Regions from separate parts of the Mus musculus genome. Here region 2 is linked to region 1. The links are chromatin loops, found by intact Hi-C in ENCODE. Cell type or tissue: left cerebral cortex. All regions are shown on one strand. Each heading gives the region's core, and the rest is flanking DNA. Links, peaks and the distances in the headings are about the cores only. Region 1 holds the start of Gm52432. Region 2 has its middle 21 kb from the start of Slitrk4.

Region 1 (9,894 bases), core at 1,300-9,299:
AAGTAGAAAAGGATATGCCTTTTGTAGCATGGTAAGGTCTTTATGGCACAGGAGGATGTCATCCATGTAAAGGAGCAAAATTAAAGAGGGGAATTGTTCCCTCACTGGCAAAAGAGCTTCTTGTACATAAAGTTGACACATAGTAGGACTATTGGACATTCCCTGTGGTAAGACCTTCCATTGATACCTCTTATCAGGTTCCATGTGATTAATAGAGGGGATGGTAAAGGCAAATCTGGGCCTATCTCTTGGACACAAAGGTATAGAAAAGAAACAATCTTTAATATCTATAATAATTAAATTCCAGCCACGTGGTAAGGCGGAAAGTACAGGGAGACCCCTCTGTACTGGGCCAAATAAGTTCATTTGCTCATTAATGGCTCTGAGGTCATGGAGCAGTCTCCACTTTCCTGACTTTTTCTTAATTACAAAAATTGGAGTATTCCAAGGTGAGGTAGAGGGTTCAATATGGCCTAGTTTTAATTGTTCCTCTACCAGTTGAATCACAGCTTCTAGTTTTTCAGAGGATAGGTGCCATTGAGGAACCCACACTGGGTCCCCTGTTTTCCATGGTATGGGTCGTGCTGCCCCAATGGCCGCTATGGAAAACCCAGACCCTGTCTGTCTTGGTTTCCATTAGGTGAGATGGGCTCTATCCTTCCCTGTTCTTGATGTCCTAACCCTTTTCCTTCTTTATAACCCATCTTTGCCATGATATTTTTTGCTTTAGCTGAATACCCTCCCGATGGGGCGTTTTCATTGGACAAAATAAGGCCCAAATGCTGCATAATATCCCTTCCCCAGAGGTTAACCGGGAGTGGGAGCACATAAGGTATGAATTTCCCTTGCTGCCCTTCAGAGGATTCCCACGTCAAGGCAATGGAGCTTATAGTGGGACATGATTGATAACCTAGGCCCTGTAATGAATGAGATGACTCTGTGGTGGGCCATGCTTTGGGCCACCAATGTGTAGAGATTATACTTTTATCTGCTCCGGTATCAAGGATGCCTTCAAACTCTTTTCCATTAATCTTAAGGCGGAGCTTAGGTCTATCATTTAAAGATACAACCAAATAGGCAGAATCATTTCCTGAGGAGCCCATTTTCTTTATCTCAGGTCCTGCAGATTTTTCCCTGGTATTATCAGGGAGGAGCAGCAGCTGAGCTATCCTATCTCCTTTACTAATAGAAAAAACGCCTTTAGGGCTTGAGCACAGGACCTGTATTTCAGGGGAATGTTGACAATCCATAACTCCAGGGTGGACTACTAAGCCCTGCAAGGTGAGTGAACCCCGGCCGAGAATAAGGCCCATGGTTCCCGGGGGCAAGGATGGTATAGGCTCCACCGGCACCGGCTGAATACTCATTTGAGGCATTAATAGGAAGTCGGAGGCGGCACGCAGGTCCACCCTTGTGGGTCTTCCTGGGTCGCCTCTCTGACTGCTTCCTGGGTCCTGACAAACCGGTTCCCATATCTTTGAGGGCCCTGGGACCGAGGGCCCGATGACCCGTTTTTTGGCACATCAGTTGATTGACTATCAGGTGGGGGAAGGACTCTGCCCTTTATATCCCTCACAGAGCGACACTGGTCAGCTCTATGATAACCCTTGCCACACTTAGAGCAAAGAGTGAGAGTCCCTCCCTGTTTATCTGGAGCTCTGCAATCTTTCTTAAAATGCCCAGGCTTTCCGCAATTAAAACATGTCCTCTGATCATTTCTGCTCATGGAGCGGTTCTGAGATTGGAGGATGGCGGCCGCTAAGCCTGCATTGGTGAGAGGTCCCCCAAGCTCTCGACAGACCCTGAGCCAGTCTTGTAAGCCTTTGTTCTTTCTTGGGGCTATGGCCGCTCGGCACTCCTTTGTGGCTTGCTCATAGATTAGCTGTTCTACCAGAGGCGCGGCTTGCTCTGAATCTCCAAAAATACGCTCTGCTGCCTCTGTCATTCTGGCCACAAAATCTGAGAAGGATTCCTGAGGTCCCTGGACAACTTTTGTTAATTGACCAGTGGTTTCACCTGCTCGAGAGAGCGCCTTCCAGGCCCTAATAGCCGTGGAAGAAATCTGGGCATAAGCTCCCCAATGGTAGTTTGTCTGATCAGCAGAATAAGCTCCCTGACCCGTTAACAAGTCAAAAGTCCAATCTCTCTGCTCTGGAGTCAAAGCAGCTGCGTTTGCTCGGGCCTGCGCTTGTGCAGCTTCATGCCAAAGAGCTCTCCATTCCATATATTTGCCCATACTAGGGAGAGCGGCTTTTACAACCGTTTGCCAGTCGGCAGGAGTTAGTGCCATGCCGGCAAGCCTGTCTAACTGCACCAAGGTAAAATTAGCATTGGTTCCGTATTTACGGACCGACTCGGCAATTTCTTTAATTTGTAAGTATTCTACCGGAGCGTGGACACGCCCACCCTCGGCTCCTTCAAAGACCGGAAATGCCTGTTGTATTTTCCTTTGTTCCTCTCTGGGAATGAATGAGTCTGCGCACTGCCTCTCTGCGCAGGGCTGACGCACTACGCAGGGCGGGGACTCCGCATAGGGCGGACCTTGAAGCCGACTGCCCTGAGGCCAATCAGCAAACTGGCCTTCGCCAGCCGCTTTTGGCTTCCTTAACTGATTAGCTAGCACTTTACCTGGCTGGTACCCTTTTTTCTCATAATGAGCTGCTTCTTCCTCCCAGTCTGTTTCTTCAGAGGAGAATTCTTCATCTGCTTCAGAGCTACTAAGAGCTGGCTCCCCGAGCCCATCCAGCGATGAGCACAGGCTCCTTTTCCTAGAGACCTCCGCTAATTGATCTTTCTTCTTTTCCCTTTTTCCTCTTTTTCTTCTAATCTCTCTCCAGGTATTCCTACCTAACCTTAACTTTTCCTCGGGTTCAAGACCCTTGGAAAGGCCTGTATACTTATTTTGTGTACCATATTTCCTCTTTGTTCCTACTCTCTCTCCCCACTTTACTTCTGATAGCTTGTCCTGAATTTCCTCTAGAATCAGCCCTATCTTAATCACTTGATAACATGTGAAAAGGAACAGAAGGGCTCCTAACACCAGAAAAAATTCAAGGCCAAACATATTCCACTTTACTTCTGATAGACTGTCTTGAATTTCCTTAGAAAGTTCAAGATCAGACTTACCTCGTAAAGCTGTACTCACTGGTACTCTCGTTCCCCAGCTGAAAAGTTCTGAATTCATACAGTTGAATCCTTCTTAACAGTCTGCTTTACGGGAACCTTTATTACCGCGACCCGCAGTTCTGGTTCTGGAATGAGGGATCTTCCTTGCGCCAGTCCCGAGTTTTTTCTCGTCCCGGAATTCGGCACCAATTGTTATTAGACGCGTTCTCTCGCCCGGCCAGGAAGAACACAACAGACCAGAATCTTCTGCGGCAAAACTTTATTGCTTACATCTTCAGGAGCAAGAGTGTAAGAAGCAAGAGAGAGAGAAAACGAAACCCCGTCCCTATTAAGGAGAATTCTCCTTCGCCTAGGACGTGTCACTCCCTGATTGGCTGCAGCCCATCGGCCGAGTTGACGTCACGGGGAAGGCAGAGCACATGGAGTAGAGAACCACCCTCGGCATATGCGCAGATTATTTGTTTACCACTTAGAACACAGCTGTCAGCGCCATCTTGTAACGGCGAATGTGGGCGCGGCTCCCAACATACTATTATTTTATTTATTTACATTCCAGTCTCTCTCTCTCTCTCTCTCTCTCTCTCTCTCTCTCTCTCTCTCTCTCTCTCTCTCTCTCCTTCTGCCTCCTTCAATTGTTTCCTTCCCCACTTCTAAGTGGATTGAGGCATCCTTACTTGGGCCTTTCTGCTTGTTACATTTCTTTAGGTCTGTGACTTGTATCCTAGGTATTCTGTACTTTATGGCTAATATCCACTTAGTGAATGCATACCATGTGTGTTCTTTTGTGTCTGAGTTACCACACTCAGGATTATATTTTTCTAGTTCCATCCATTTAACTAAGAATTTCATGATGCCCGGATTTTAATAGCTGAGTAGTAGTCCATTGAGCAAATGAACCACATTTTCTGTATCCATTCTTTTGTTGAGGGACTGTAATTGTTATTATCCACAGGGGACTATAGTATTTTTTAATATTTGAAACTACTTAAAGTTCAAACATTATTTTATTATGATAGTGTGCATGAATGTGATTTCACACATGCAGTGCACAGCACAAGTTTTTAGGATAGAGAGAAAATTTGTGGAGTCAACTCTCCTTTCACCTTCTTGTTGGTTCCTAGGATCGAAATCAGGTTATCTCGTTTATAAGATAAGATCTTTTACCTACTTCCCAAGAGCAAATTTGAACTTTGTCCATCCCATATTCTTTGAAAATTTCACGAATGTATGCAATATATTTTGATCATATCCACACCCCACTGCCCTTTCCAACTCCCTCTAGGATGCATCTTATCACATCTCCATCACAAATTAATTCCCCTTTTTAAAATTATTAATTAATTAGATTAGTTCACTGAATCTAGTTAATGTTGTTCATATGTAAATGGGTGTGATACCATCCATTGATACATGTGGAATTTATCATTGCCAACACACCCAAAAAACAGATTTTTAACAGTTATTCTCCCTTCCTCTCTCTCCTTCTCTGTCTCTGTCTGTCTCTGCCTGTCTCTGTCTCTCTCTCTCGGAAGAATATTTTATTTTCCTCAGTTTAGATGAACAAGATAATCGAGATTTGCCTTACCTAGAAAATGACTTATTTTCTCTGTACACAGTCTGCATATTTATGCATTTCTAAACACTCTTTCTATTGATTGTGATCTCTCTGGGCTAAGGGGATGGGCTTGGTGAAGAAGCATTGAAACGGTTGTAACACTTTCAGTTTTGTGAATATCATAACATCTACACTGGAATCTGACCTATTCAGAACTAGTGAAGTAATTATTGGTACCTGCTGAGCAAACAAAAGACCCAGGTATGCACATTTGCAATTTCTTACAAATTAGTCACCCAGGTAAGTTGTCTATACACCATGTTTTCCATTTTGTAAGTATAACACATAAGAATGAGCATCACTATTAAAGTTTCTTCTCTCCATGTGTGCCATTGTATCCCAACCAAGCTTTCTTCCTGTGTAAGACAGCTTTTGACCCTCAGTTAATTTATTTGCTTCCTGAAAATTTAAATGAATTTTGTAATATACAAATATTTTTACGTTTGATATTTATATTAAAAATAAACATGTTTCTGTTTGGTTTTGGATTTGAAATTAGTAACAGAAAATTTTGGGGCATTAAGCCACTTTACTTCCAAGTCTTATAATTTATAGAAGCTCGAAATTGAAATTGTGCACTGAAAGTAGTCTGCAAACAGCACAGTGGCAGACAATGTCCTGATGGGGGAGTAAGAGACTGTGTTCAAATATGTTAGAGTATTTAATTGAAAATATTTGACTTAACCTTGAAGCAATGGGAAATCCAAATCCGGTCATCCACAAAATTATTGGAGAAAGAAACATAGGTGACTCCATGCATCTCTTTTAGACACCAGTAACTATTTTTTCTCTGTTTTATTTAGTGTTTTATACTACTGATTGATTTTTTGTATTGAAATATAGTATGCAGTGATTAAATCACAGAATAAAGTAATAATGTATTCCTTGCAATTATTAGACCCAAAAGTAGAATATAAAATTTGAAAGGCTACTTGCAAGTAATTTAACTCAATCTTCCAGCTCTGTTGACATACAAACTTTGAACAAGCAAGAGATTATTTTACAGGTCTAGATGGTCACTTGAATTCTTCCATATTGGATCTCTTTTTTTTTTTTTTTTCTGATGTAATGTTAGACTGTTATCAGCACCATTTGGGTTAATATTTTTATATTATGTTTATAATATTTTAACAGGCACTAGTATTCAAGATTCAATGAGCAATAAGTATTTTAAATGTAATGAACAGTGACTTCATTTAATTTGTTCATTCTTCATATCATTATGAAATCTCTTCCAGTTTTCCTGATCATCAAGCCTTGATTAAAATATGTCTTTAAATATCACTATAAGCAGAATCAAACTTTGTGGTTCTATTGATACAACATGGATTTCAAAATGCAGAGTGAATGATAAAAAGGAATAATTTTAAGGATGCTAAAAATGTTACATATTAAACTCTAAGCTTTTTCAAGTTCTCTGTCAAGGGCACTCTGAATTCCAGTATAAATAAATTAGGAAAACAAACTGAAAATGTAGCAAAAGAGACAAAAAGCAGCTAAAATCTTCTTAGTAACTACAGTGCCATCAGTACTAGATTGTGTGTGCCACTTTAATATTCACATAATTATTGCATTTACAGTGTATGTTATAAGTTAAGAAAGTTTTTATGCCCCTCCTTAGAAGTGGGAACAAAACACCCTTGGAAGGAGTTACAGAGACAAAGTTTGGAGCTGAGATGAAAGGATGGACCATGTAAAGACTGCCATATCCAGGTATCCACCCCATAATCAGCATCCAAACGCTGACACCATTGCATACACTAGCAAGATTTTATCGAAAGGACCCAGATGTAGCTGTCTCTTGTGAGACTATGCTGGGGCCTAGCAAACACAGAAGTGGATGCTCACAGTCAGCTAATGGATGGATCACAGGGCTCCCAATGGAGGAGCTAGAGAAAGTACCCAAGGAGCTAAAGGGATCTGCAACCCTATAGGTGGATCAACATTATGAACTAACCAGTACCCCGGAGCTCTTGACTCTAGCTGCATATGTATCAAAAGATGGCCTAGTCGGCCATCACTGGAAAGAGAGGCCCATTGGACACGCAAACTTTATATGCCCCAGTACAGGGGAACGCCAGGGCCAAAAAGGGGGAGTGGGCGGGTAGGGGAGTGGGGGTGGGTGGGTATGGGGGACTTTTGGTATAGCATTGGAAATGTAAATGAGCTAAATACCTAATAAAAAATGGAAAAAAAAGTTTACTCATCTACTCAATGGCAAATGAATTTTTTTATTTTCATTTTAATTTTTATGATTCATAAAATGGTGTACATTTTACTATATCCCTAGAATAGGATAATTGGTATCCTAATATTTTGATGATCACAATGAAAAATGAAAATGAGTTTAGATATAGTTATCTACAATACAAAGCTATCATTCATAATAGATGAGGGGTGTAGCAAAATAAACATAATCCAAGCTAATGTTCTCATTTGTTATAGAAAGACTTCAATATAGAATAACAATTTTCACCAATGACGTGGTTCTGAGAAATATATACATGAAATAGCAATTTTCCCATGCACTATCACCCCCCATTTTCCCATTCTATTCCTTACAAATACCTTGGATTCTGCAAATTTCCATAATTCAAATCTAGTATTATTCCTGTAAAAATCAAAAGCCACTGTTGCACCATTAAGCATATCTTGCCAGGCCAAGTTTATTGTAGTGCAAAGGGTTCCTAGTAGGCTAAGATAATTAATGACTTATTTCCCCCAGATGCTTGTGTATCAACTTCATGCTGTATGGAAGCTATCCATTTTAGCTGTGATATAGCTTGATTTATTTGTTTCTTGTTACAAAATATGTCTGTTTTTTTTCTTTTTCTTTTTCTTTTTCTTTTTCTTTTTGCAACAACGAGTTACCATGAAGTTCTAAACAGGAGAAATGGCAATAGCCCGTATTGCTTGGGGAGATATCTATATAATTCCTCTCTCTGAGGGGTTAAAAAACATCTCAGAAAATGGGACAGAAAGTATGTAAGAACTAGTGGTTGGAAAAGAGTGTTGGCAAACAGTATTTTATTTTATTTTATTTTTTCTGGCTATGCTCGAAATAATACACTCATAGGTTTCCTTGGTAAGAGCTGTGCAAGATTGGATCTGTCAATATTTCATCATGGAAGGCAGAAGAGGTAACAATGTCATATCCCCACCACCCCCATGGAATGTTGATAAGTGATAGTGTCCAGTGAGAATGTGTTGCATCCTCCAGTAGTAGAGCCACTGAAAAACTTGTCCATGTGCCAATAATGAGCCTACCACACATACTTTTGCAAGCCACTTTACTCGAACTAAGCTCAGTGGGATATATACACACGTAAACACAAACACACACACATACACACACATGTAAACACAAACACACACATTCTTAAACAATAAAAGTATGATGGAGATTTGTTATGAAAAAATGAAATGTATCATGCCAGGCAGTAATGTTCATTCCTGTAATCACAGCACTCAAGAGGCAGAGGCAGGTGGATCTCTGTGAGTTCGAGGCCATCCTTGACTACAAAGTGAGTTCCAAGACTTTCAGAGTTATTACACAGAGGAACTGTGTCATTAAAAAAAAAATACCTAGTAAAAAAACCAAACAAACCAAAATTCACTACCACCACCACCACCAATAACAACAACAAAAACTAGAAAGGTTTCGAAAGGAGGAATATGATGACGATCCAGGATAAAAAAGAATGAAAAGGATTACAATTCATATATACATGTATAAAAATGTTTAGAATGATTTAAAAATTGAGGAAAGAGAACCCCAAACCTCTTCTATATCTTCTGCTTCAGTGCAGTCCTGAAATCTTACTATACCTATTTGGTGCCATGATATTAGTGTAAAATGGATAAGTATTTGAGAGTTCTTACTAAACTTCTTGAACTATAAGACATAGAAATTAGCATCCTCTATTAGTCCAGATGTTTTTAAATGTATGTGTCACAGTGGTATTATCTGTACCAAAAGAGTCAAAAGAGATTTTTAAGAGAAGTATTTGGAAGAATACAGGGAAATCAATTGTGTCTTAGCTTCATGCCCTTTGGAGAATTTTTAGAAGAATATGAACGACCAAAGATGTAGAAATATACAGCTCCCCCTGTCTGAGATAGTCTCAGTAAAAGAGTCCAGGATAAAAATGCACAATATCTTAAGGAAGAAATTTAGGTAATATATATATATATACCATCCACAACAGAGGTATTTCAGCCACCACTCACAGCCACATTGGGTTATGATAAAAAGAGATCCATGGCCATCACCTTTCTTTTCCTTCCCCAACATCCAAATTACTAATCTAAGTAAGAAGAGACTGTTTGATTTACGTTTCTTCAAAATAGTATCATATCTTTCAACAAAGCTTGGGAAGTATTAGGTTTCATGAAGCTTTCTTATAGTTTTTTAAGAATGTTGACTTCAATATATTTTGTAAGTTTTAACAGAGTTCTATATATAATAGATCCCATGGAACACTTATTAACAACTTTCAAAAGAGTATTCACAGAAAAGTTCCAAGAAAAAATACCTTACTAATTTCTAATATTAATGTATTGATACTGTCCTCAGCAGGCAGATATATTAATATGATATGATGTTGTTCTTTATTAAAAATGTAAAGTACCATGTCACAGTTTGCTTACTTGTATTTAGAGCCCCTGAGTTATTGGAAATGATTTTGTTTCCATTTCACATTCTTCTCATACATATTATATGAGCTTGGTGAATGGTAATATAGGAGGTTATCTTGATAATTATGTTAAATACTACTTGTATGTAGCTTTGTTTTTTGGTTGATATTTAAGTTTATCTCCTCTTTCAGGCACATCTCTCCTTAGGTTTCAATAATCTTCATGACACTGAACCACTGTTAGTTTAATCCATACAATGTGTAATAATTTTAATTCAAAGCTTAGATACTTTGCACAGAAAGAAATACATGTTTTCTATCATCTCACTCAAAAGATGGTACACTAGATATCCTAAAGCAGGTGGTATAGACTGAGCCACCATGTAGGTGCTAGGAATTGAATCGATGTTCTCTGTAGGAAAAAGTGCTATTCAACAGCCATCTCCACAGTGCACTTCATATTTCTTTTGATTATATCAAAAGCTATCACACATAACAAATATTTATTTTATTTGC
Region 2 (9,894 bases), core at 1,216-9,215, 1.4 Mb after region 1:
TTTTCTTTTCACAGAGAAACTTCATGCTCAAAATATCATGTGAATTGTGAAAAATGCAGAAAAGAATAAACCCACAAAGCTGAAGGAAGGGACTAGGTGGTTACTTACACTCATTAACTAACTACAGGAATTTTCTTTGAATCCTTGGTCTCTAAATTACCTTGGATCAAATGAAAACCCCTTTATCAAACAACAAATACTAAACATCTGCTCAGATACTTCTCAAATGTCATTGCATATTCTCTACATATTGATTGGCTTGCTTGCATTTATGTTTAAAATGTCAGTGTTTTATAAGACAGAAAAATAGTCTCAAGTAGCCCTATTAAATGGTCATGTATAACACCAAGCATTCACACCATAGGAGAAATAGAATACAGAGTACCAACATGTGAGAAAATACATATTAGTCTTTGCTATACTTTCCATTGCTGTGAAAAGACCATGACCAAGGCAACTCTTATAAAGAAAACATTTAATTAGGGCTGTCTTAAACTTTCTGAGGTTTATTCCATTATCATCATTGCAGGAAACATGGCAGTGTGTCAACAGTCATGGTGCTGGAGTAACTGAGAGTTCTATATCTTCATTGAAAGGAAGGCAGGAAGCAGACTATATTACAGACAAATAGGAGGAGGCTCTCTTTTCCCACCCCAATAATGATACACTTCCTCGAAAAAGGTCACATCCACTCCAACAAGGCCACACCTCCTAATACTGCCACTTTTTGAACCAAGTATATTCAAACCACCACACATATCCTGTGATTCATTTTTCCTTAAAGATCTCTTACAAATGACATACATGACAAGGTTGCATCTCTTACAAGTATGGGGATTCATTTCAGTAACTTGTTCATGTAATGAACCAACCTTTGTCTTGTATGCCTACTCTGATGTTGACAATAGCCAATATTTCATATATAATTTTATCAAGCATACATAAGAGCAACAAGTAGTTTAGTTCTGGGAAGTGAGTTAAGAAAATAAGAGACAGCAGATTCACAAAGCAGTACTACCTCATTCTATATGTTCAGTTATGCAGAAATATCATTTTTTAGTTATTTAATATTATATCAATTTCAGGGTGTTGCTCTTACCATGGGGTTCCATGCGAATGGCATAACATGAAGATAGTATAAAGATATTTTTGGGTAGAAGGGTAATCCTGTCCTTGGTAACCTAGACAGATCTTATGATGGCTAATTTTATGTATGTATTTTATGAAACATATTATTCACTTTTATTTATGTGAAATTAGTGTTTTGCCTGCATGTATGTGTACCAAGTACATGCAGTCCCTATCGCTGTCACTAGAAGGCGACATATACTTTGGATATGTAGTAAAGTGCTTTGTGGGTGCTGGAAATTGAATTCTGACTTTCTGTAAACTGGCCCCTTTTCTTCATAAACAATGAAAGTATTTTTTAAAAAATTATTTCTGGCCATTCCAGTCGGTGCCAGCTCTGGGTCACCTTGGGCACAAACTTGGCAGATGGTCCCTCGGTCCCCAGAGGACTCTCCACGTGACCTTAGGATCACTAGTGAGTGGAACACACATCAGTTCCAAATTTATTGCCCCAGGCATGTGCCAGCAGCAGAGAAGCAGAAAACCAGGGGCTCAAGACCCCACTTGTCTGCGCCAGCTCCAGGTCACCTTAGCACAAACTCAGCGGACAGTCCCATAGTCCACAGAGGACTCTCCATGTGATCTTAGGATCACTGGTTAATAGAACACAACATTGGTTCCAAACCAATTGTGACAGGTCTGTGACAGCAGAAGTCCTGAATCAACCTAGATTATAGGAGGGATAGGCTCCAATCAGATATATTGAGGGCAGGAAGCACTTGAGATAATCAGATGGCAGGAGTCAAGCATAAGAACAGAAACAACAGAAACCAAGGTTACTTGGCATCATCAGAACCAAACTCTCCCACAATAGCAAGTCCTGGATACACCATCTCACCAGAAAAGCAAGATATGGATCTCATGATGATGATGGAGGACTTTAAGAAGGAAATAAATAACTCCCTTAAAGAAGTAAAGGTAAACAGCTAGAAGCCCTTAAAGAGGGAACACAAAAGTCCTGTAAAGAGTTACAGGAAAATACTATGAAACAGGTGAAAGAATTTGACAAAACCATCCAGGATCAAAAAATGGAAGTAGAAACAATAAAGAAATCACAAAGGGAGACAACTCTGGAGATAGAAACCATAGGAAAGAAATCAGGAACCATAACTTGTCGCTACCATCTCCAACCAGCAGAAAAGAAGTAACAAAACTGATGTCCTTCTCAAGGCAATTTATTCAGGAACTTAACAATGTGCAGGAAAAAGAAAAAAAATGCCCCGACCTCTCTTGGCCATCCCCCTTTATCCCCTCACGGCTACTCCCCATCACCCCAGTCCACTTAGGCACAGTTTATTGGCTCAGGACTACATTCATCACATCATCCGATCTTACATCATGGTGCATCTGTGCAATGCAGCTCAAGGTATATGGCTATCTTGAGGGATATGAGGAAGTCAGGTGCCAGTCATAAGACTTGGCAGCAGTCCCGGGTGCCATCTTGGGGTCACGGCCACACCTGCTCCTTACAATAACTGAGAGCACCAGCAACAGAATACAAGAGATGGAAGATAGGTGCAGAAGATTCCATAGAAACATGGACACAACAATAAAAGGAAAGACAAAATGCAAAAAGATCCTAGCTCAAAACATTCAGGAAATCCAGGACACAGTGAGAAACCAAACCTAAGGATAATAGGAGTAGATGAGAATGAAGATTTTCAAATTAAAGGGCCAGTAAATATCTTCAGCAAAATTATAGAACAAAACTTCCCTAATCTAAAGAAGATGCCCATGAACATACATGAAGCCTATAGAACTCCAAATAGATTGGGACAGAAGAGAAATTCCTCCCACCACATAATAATCAGAACAACAAATACACTAAATAAAGAGAGAATATTATAAGCAGTAAGGGAAAAAGGTCAAGTAACATATAAAGGCAAGCCTATCATTTTCACATATCATTTTCAAGACAAATGCAATGTACCAAAGTTACATCAAGATAAGATTAATGATCTAAACAGCCCCATATCCCCTAAAGAAATAGAAGCAGTGATTAATAGTCTCTCAAACAAACAAACAAACAAACAAACAAACAAACAAACAAAAAAAGCCCAGGACGAGATGGGTTTAGTGCAGAGTTCTATCAGACCTTCAAAGAAGACCTAATTCCAACTCTCCTCAACCATTCCACAAAATAGAAAAAGAAGGTACTCTACCCAAATCATTCTATGAAGCCACAATTACTCTGATACCTAAACTACACAAAGACCCAACAAAGAAAGAACTTCAGACCAATTTCCTTGATGAATATCGATGCAAAAATACTCAGTAAAATTCCCTCAAACCGAGTCCAAGAACACATCAAAACGATCATTCATCATGATCAAGTAGGCTTCATCCCAAGGATGCAAGGATGATTTAATATATAGAAATCCATCAAAGTGATCCACTATACAAACAAACTCAAAGACAAAAAGGATATGATCATCTCGTCAGATGCTGAGAAAGTATTTGACAAAATCCAACACCCATTCATAATAAGAGTCTTCAAAAGATCAGGAATTCAAGGCTTATACCTAAACATAATAAAAGCAATATACAGCAAAACAGTAGCCATCATCAAACTAAATGGAGAGAAACTTTAAGCAATCGCACTAAAATCAGAGACTAGACAAGGCTGCCCACTTTCTCCCTACCTATTCAATATAGTACTTGAAGTCCTAGCCAGAGCAATTAGACAACAAATGGAGATCAAGGGGACACAAATTGGAAAGGAAGAAGTCAAAATATCAATATTTGCATATGATATGATAGTATATATAAGTGACCCTAAAAATTCCACCAGAGGACTCTTAAACCTGATAAACATCTTCAGTGAATTAGCTGTATATAAAATTAACTCAAACAAATCAGTGCCTTCTCTCTACACAAAGGATAAACAGTCTGAGAAAGAAATTAGGGAAACAACACCCTTCACAATAGTTATAAATAGTATGAAATTCCTTGGTGTGACTCTAACTAAGGAAGTGAAAGGTCTGTATGATAAGAACTTCAACTCTCTGAAGAATAAAATTGAAGAAGTTCATAGAAGATGGAAAGATCCCCCGTGCTCATGGATTGGCCGGATCAATATAGTAAAAATGGCTATCTTGCCGAAAGCAAACTACAGATTCAACGCAATTCCCATCAAAATTCCAACTCAATTCTTCACCGAGTTAGAAAGGGCAATGTGTAAATTTATCTGGAATAACATAAAACCTAAGATAGCAAAAACTATTCTCAACAATAAAAGGACCTCTGGTGGAATAACCATGCCTGACCTAAAGGTATACTACAGAGCAATTGTGATAAAAACTGCATGGTACTGGTACAGCGACAGACAAGTAAACCAATAGAATAGAATTCAAGACCCAGAAATTAACCCACATACCTATGGTCACTTGATCTTTGACAAGGGAACTAAAACAATCCAGTGGAAAAAAGTCCAGTAATTTTCTGAAGGTTTGCACACAGTCTTAATTTTTCTTACTAAATCATGTTTATCTGGTGGAAAGAAGATGTGGTCGCAGTGGGAGGGACTTGGAGTAGCTACTCCTCTGAAGTCCCAGAGTAACACTATAATTTAATATTCACCTGATTAGATATTTATTCCCATTATAATACTAAAGTCAGACAAAACTTAAATACATTATGAAAATATTGGTGTGAATCTTTTTATAGTTTAGATTTTGAAATAAAATGAATTATTACCTTCAAAGTTTTCTAAATAGTTGTAATTTGGGTTTTATGTAAGGAAAATCTGACTTTATCTTTATTGGAATGATACCTAAATGATAGTAGTTAGATTAATTCTTGATATCATAGTTATATATTAGAAAATTAATTATAGAATGAAACTAGCTCATTAATGAGATTTTTGCCATAAGTAATGGAAGTGAGAATTGAAATAATTATGCCAAGTGTTTTCAATCAGTTATTCAACTTATGGATCTGCACTGTTCTACCCTAAATTTCCAAGTTCAAGTGACATATTCAGAGGTATAAAATTGATTAGCATGCAGAATTTCATTGACTGAACTCACTGACAAATTTATTTTCCCTATCATTGTACTGAATATGTAAAATGAGAGTTATATTTCCTTAGGACACACTTTACTATCCATCTTCTTTGTATATTTTAGAAGTAAAAGAGATGCCATCTGCTGGTAAGAAGAAGTATACAACATAACAGAGTTTGAAAATACTTTCTGGAAATCAAATATTTCCAGTCATTTCACTGAACTGATATCTAATCCATTACAGATATACATTTTAAAACAAATGCACTCCAGTGTGCATCTTAAGTATTCAGAAATTGACGCTCAATGGCAGCAAGGTCAAATAAAAAAAAAAGACCCCATGTTAGAAATTGTAAATCGCTTTACAGAATTTACTTGTATTTTGAAACTTCTTAGTGTTATCACAGAACCATATTACTATGCAGGAGCAAAATGATGTTCATGCAGCTGTACCAAACACCTAGTTTGTTTTTAGCTGTAACAGACACCTAGACAGTGGAGGAAAATTGATTCTTTTCCTTCAGACAAGACATAAAACATTGGGAATTTGGGGAAATTTTTCTTCCAAATATTTTGCTGGAAGTCTGTGTATATTTATACATTTATAAATATTTACATATTTAACTCATGTTGAGTTAATGTTGATGTTGTATAAACCATCCAAAAACTTCTTTATCAGATCCACTGTTCAGATTATTACCTTTTCTAGTTTTATTTTATTGTTCAAGAGGCACACTGAACAAAAGTAACTTGGGAGGGTTTATTTTACATCCACTTCCAAATCATAACCCATTATTTGGAAAAGTCAAGGCAGAATTTAAAGGTAGGAGTTTGGTTGCAGGAAACAAGGAGTGATGCAGCTTCCTGGCTGCTCTTAGATTATGCTTAGCTAGATTTCTTATGCAGCCTTCTTAGGGATGGTATGCCAATGGTGCACTGAGCCCTTCCACTTAATTAACAATGAAGATACTCCTTCACATATAAATCCATAGACCAACTTGATAAATAAAATTATTTAATCAGAGCTCTTCTCTCAGATAACTCTAGGCTGTCTCAAGTTGAAAAAGGTAACTAAAACATGCTATTTTCCCATTGGATAATCTGTCAAGGTTATAGAAGACCTTTAAACATATACATGTGTATGCACAGGGTCAATTCTTTTCTTTTCTTATTAAATGTACTATATAGTTTTGGTTTCTATAAATTTGTAATATGTTTTGAAATTGGAAACTATGAAGTATATAACCTCAAATGTTTTCCTTAAGACTGTTTTACCAAGAGAGACTTCTCTTAAATTCTATGTTAATTTTAGATTTTGCTTGTTTCTTTAATGGGCTGAGAAAACTTCCAGAAATAAAAATCTGAGTTTTGATTTGTAGCACTAGTTTTCTTCTTAACATCTTGCTATGTTTTAGCAAAGAAAATTTGCTAAAATACATTACATAGTAATACTACTTCTTTTAATCCATAAAAACAATTTATCCTGCAGTTCACATTTCACAATGATATATAATACCCCTCATCTTGAGTCTACTCAAAGTCCTACTGTATCAGCCATTTTTTAGTCATGGAATTCTTTTATACCTAATACCATGAAATCATGGTCCTAGCTGTTTTTTTTTTCCTACTTAGACTAAACACATTCATTTCCTGCTATGAGTCTAATGAGTAAGTGTCATCATTAGGGTTTTACTGCTGTGAACAGACACCATGACCAAGGCAACTCTTGTAAGGACAATATTTAATTGGGCCTGGCTTGCAGGTTCAGACGTTCAGTTCATTATCATCAAGGCAAGAGCATGGCAGCATCCAGGCAGGCATGGTGCAGGAGGAACTGAGAGTTCAGCACCTGCATCTGAAGGCTGCTAGCAGAATACTTGTTTCCAGACACTAGAACAAAGCTCGTGCCTACAGGGACACACCTTTCCAACAAGATCATGTGAACCTTATCCAACAGGGCCATGCCCTCTAATAGTATCATTCCTTGGGCTAAGCATATACAAACCATCACAGTGAGTATCCTTTTGCTCACTAACTAACCACTAGCTGGTAAATACTTCCTTCATAGGAATTATAAATTTTCAGCCTATCCCTGGTACTGGGAATTCAGGAATTTGCTCAGTAACAATTTCACAAAGTAAGCCTCACAAAGTATTGTGACACAGGGAGTCATTGTACAACATAACAGAGACCATTCAAATATATTGTCAGATTCATTGAGAAAACTTCATTTGCCAATGCTTAGTGAAGTATAGAAATACCTGCTTACAGTAGCATTCGAAGATTAACTTGAAGCATGTTTCTGTTCCATTTAACAATAAATGTCTAAAAGTGTGATGAGGGAAAAATTTCCAAATGTATTTAAGGGATTTAGAAAGTTGGTTATTTTGTAGCTTAGACCAATTATTGAGTAGTGTAAATGACAACGAAAGCATAGCATCTGCAAATGTTATTTGATACTTCCTGTTTGTTTTGTTCTGCTGAAAAAGCTTAATGAAGAGATTTTCATTTTGACTAGATAATATGTTTACAAATATAAATAAAGTTATAATACCTAAAATCACATGATAAAAATCACTAACTGGTAGATAATATACTCACTAACAATAGCTGAGAACTTCATCAGGTTTTAGGAATATAAATATACTTTTATACATTTGTAATAAAAATAATATAGAAGAATATAAATATATGGTAAAATAATTTTAATAACAATTGTAATAAATAGTAAAATAATTGATGTACTTGACTATGGAACTCTTTCAGATACAAATATTTTTATGGTGACAGGATGCAAAAAAACTATAGTGAATTGAAAAATATGATGGATTGGACAATTGACAATTATGACTTTTACAAAAAATCATAATAAGCTTATGGTAGAGACACTATTGTTATCTAATTTCCTATGCAAAGCCTTTGAACTCAAAATGGTAAAGTTATATGTCTAATATTAGTATTCTGGTCAATATAACCACAAAATCTGTTCGTATACCACTGTACAGAAATTCAAAGGATAACTTTGAATGATAGGACACTGGTATGGTGCATGTACAAAGAACATTGCCACAGCAATTTTAGTATGTGAAAAATCACATTTCAAAGTAATGTTGAATGTTTTGAAGATATGTGATATGAAAATATGTGGTAAATGTTACAACACATATTTTTATAAACATATTTATATGTATGCCTTAAAGACAGCATAATATGTATGTATAGATTTTTGCCTAAATGACTTCACAAGTTATCATAATATATACAAGTGAATACACACATATACACATATGGACATATACACAGACATTATAACTTTATTTAGCATTTGCAAGAAAAGAGCCATAGTTAACTACAGTGCCTTTTATAGAAATGTATACAATCCATCCAAACTCTCATATTTCCCAATAGGATAAAGAAAACTAACATGGTCTCTTTTATCTATACCATATAACTCAGTACTTTTCTGAAAAATTCCTTAATTATCTTAGGCACCACATACACCAGAGTTTTCACCATATCTGAAACTTCAGCACTCAGGAGGCAGAGGCATTTAGATCTTTCAGAGTTCAATGCCAACATGGTATATGTAGTTAATTCCAAGACTATACAGTGAGACCTTACCTTAAGAAAATGTCACCATAAGTAACTTATCAAGGAACTTAAATATTAAAAACATTTTTCTCATAAATTGTGTGGGCCCTTTATTTTCCTCCTGCTCTAGGCTTTACTCTTTCTCATGTCTCCTTTTAATAGGTTTCATATTTCTCCATCTTTATCATTTAATCATAGCCCTCAAATGTCCTTAGCACATTTGCATAGACTTTCTCGTTGTCAATAATCTTCACTAAAGTTGTACATTTGTTACAAGTGAAGAACATTTTCTATGAGCCTATATGTGAACCCTGTGTGAAGGGCAAATGAAAGAGTCAGAGAGCTTGCCTGGATCTAAGGTATGAATATATGAACATCCAACAATCTAACTTTAACTCATTTATAATTATCATTGCTATGAGAAGAACATTTAAAAATCTTTCAGTGAATTACCAGTGCTAGTAATTTTAGTCTTAAGTACTAAGCAGCAGTTAGGAAATCATATTAGGTATTCTGGCAATCTGTTTTAATAGAAATTAGCTAATAAAGCAATTAGCAAAGTAAGGAACATATTACTACTATGCTTTATTATGATTTACATGAAATTTCATATGCAGATGTATAATGTAGAATTGCTAAAATTACATTTAGAAAATTTAGCAGTGTATTTAAATATTTCTCATTCACAGGCAACCAGCTGTGATGGAGGAAGCTGTATTTAAATAGTCAAAACTGAAGGTGCCAGCAGATTTTAAACAGAGTACATGAAAGAGAACTGTATATAAGTTTTGTTTTCCTTCTTGATGTGGTTTTTCCCAACACAGTGAAATTGGCATGTTTGGTCTGTTTTAACCTTTTAAAAATTACATACCATATTCTGACCTAGGCATACAATTATCTGATAAATATTCATGGAATTACCTATATACAATTGTGCCAGACATAATTGATGTGTATGGTTGCAAATTTAGTGTTCATATTGTTGTACATCTTGAATGTAAAATCATGTAACAAATGAAGATAATCTTGACCAGTTATGATGCTTTTAAAGGTGATAAAACATATATTTGCACTAGTTAAATGCTGAGCTGAAGATATATAGGTTATATATGATGCATAGATAAATGTATGTATATATGTACAAATGTACATATTTTATTTAAGTTTGCTT

Evidence for each region. A loop is a pair of places that touch in the nucleus more often than their neighbours do. Peaks named below come from ENCODE experiments on the same cell type or tissue, not always from the same donor. Only the 100,000 strongest peaks of a DNase experiment are listed, where the experiment ranks them.
Region 2: a loop joins it to region 1, with 9 times the contacts of the local background. A loop is called at or near these places in 5 of 42 quality-filtered maps.

Annotation. Positions count from the first base shown.
Region 1 is chrX:65,700,685-65,710,578 of GRCm38, reverse strand. It overlaps Gm52432, which reads right to left and starts at 3,184. Exons shown (of 1, transcript XM_030251541.1): 1 at 1,376-3,184. The coding sequence starts at 3,184. The coding sequence ends at 1,376. In left cerebral cortex, for the core only: a CTCF peak has its summit at 5,343; a DNase peak (open chromatin) is centred at 5,371.
Region 2 is chrX:64,292,756-64,302,649 of GRCm38, reverse strand. No RefSeq gene overlaps it. Among named protein-coding and RNA genes, the nearest start is that of Slitrk4, 21 kb to the right of the region's middle. In left cerebral cortex, for the core only: a CTCF peak has its summit at 5,280 (motif pointing left); no DNase peak of the experiment used is centred there.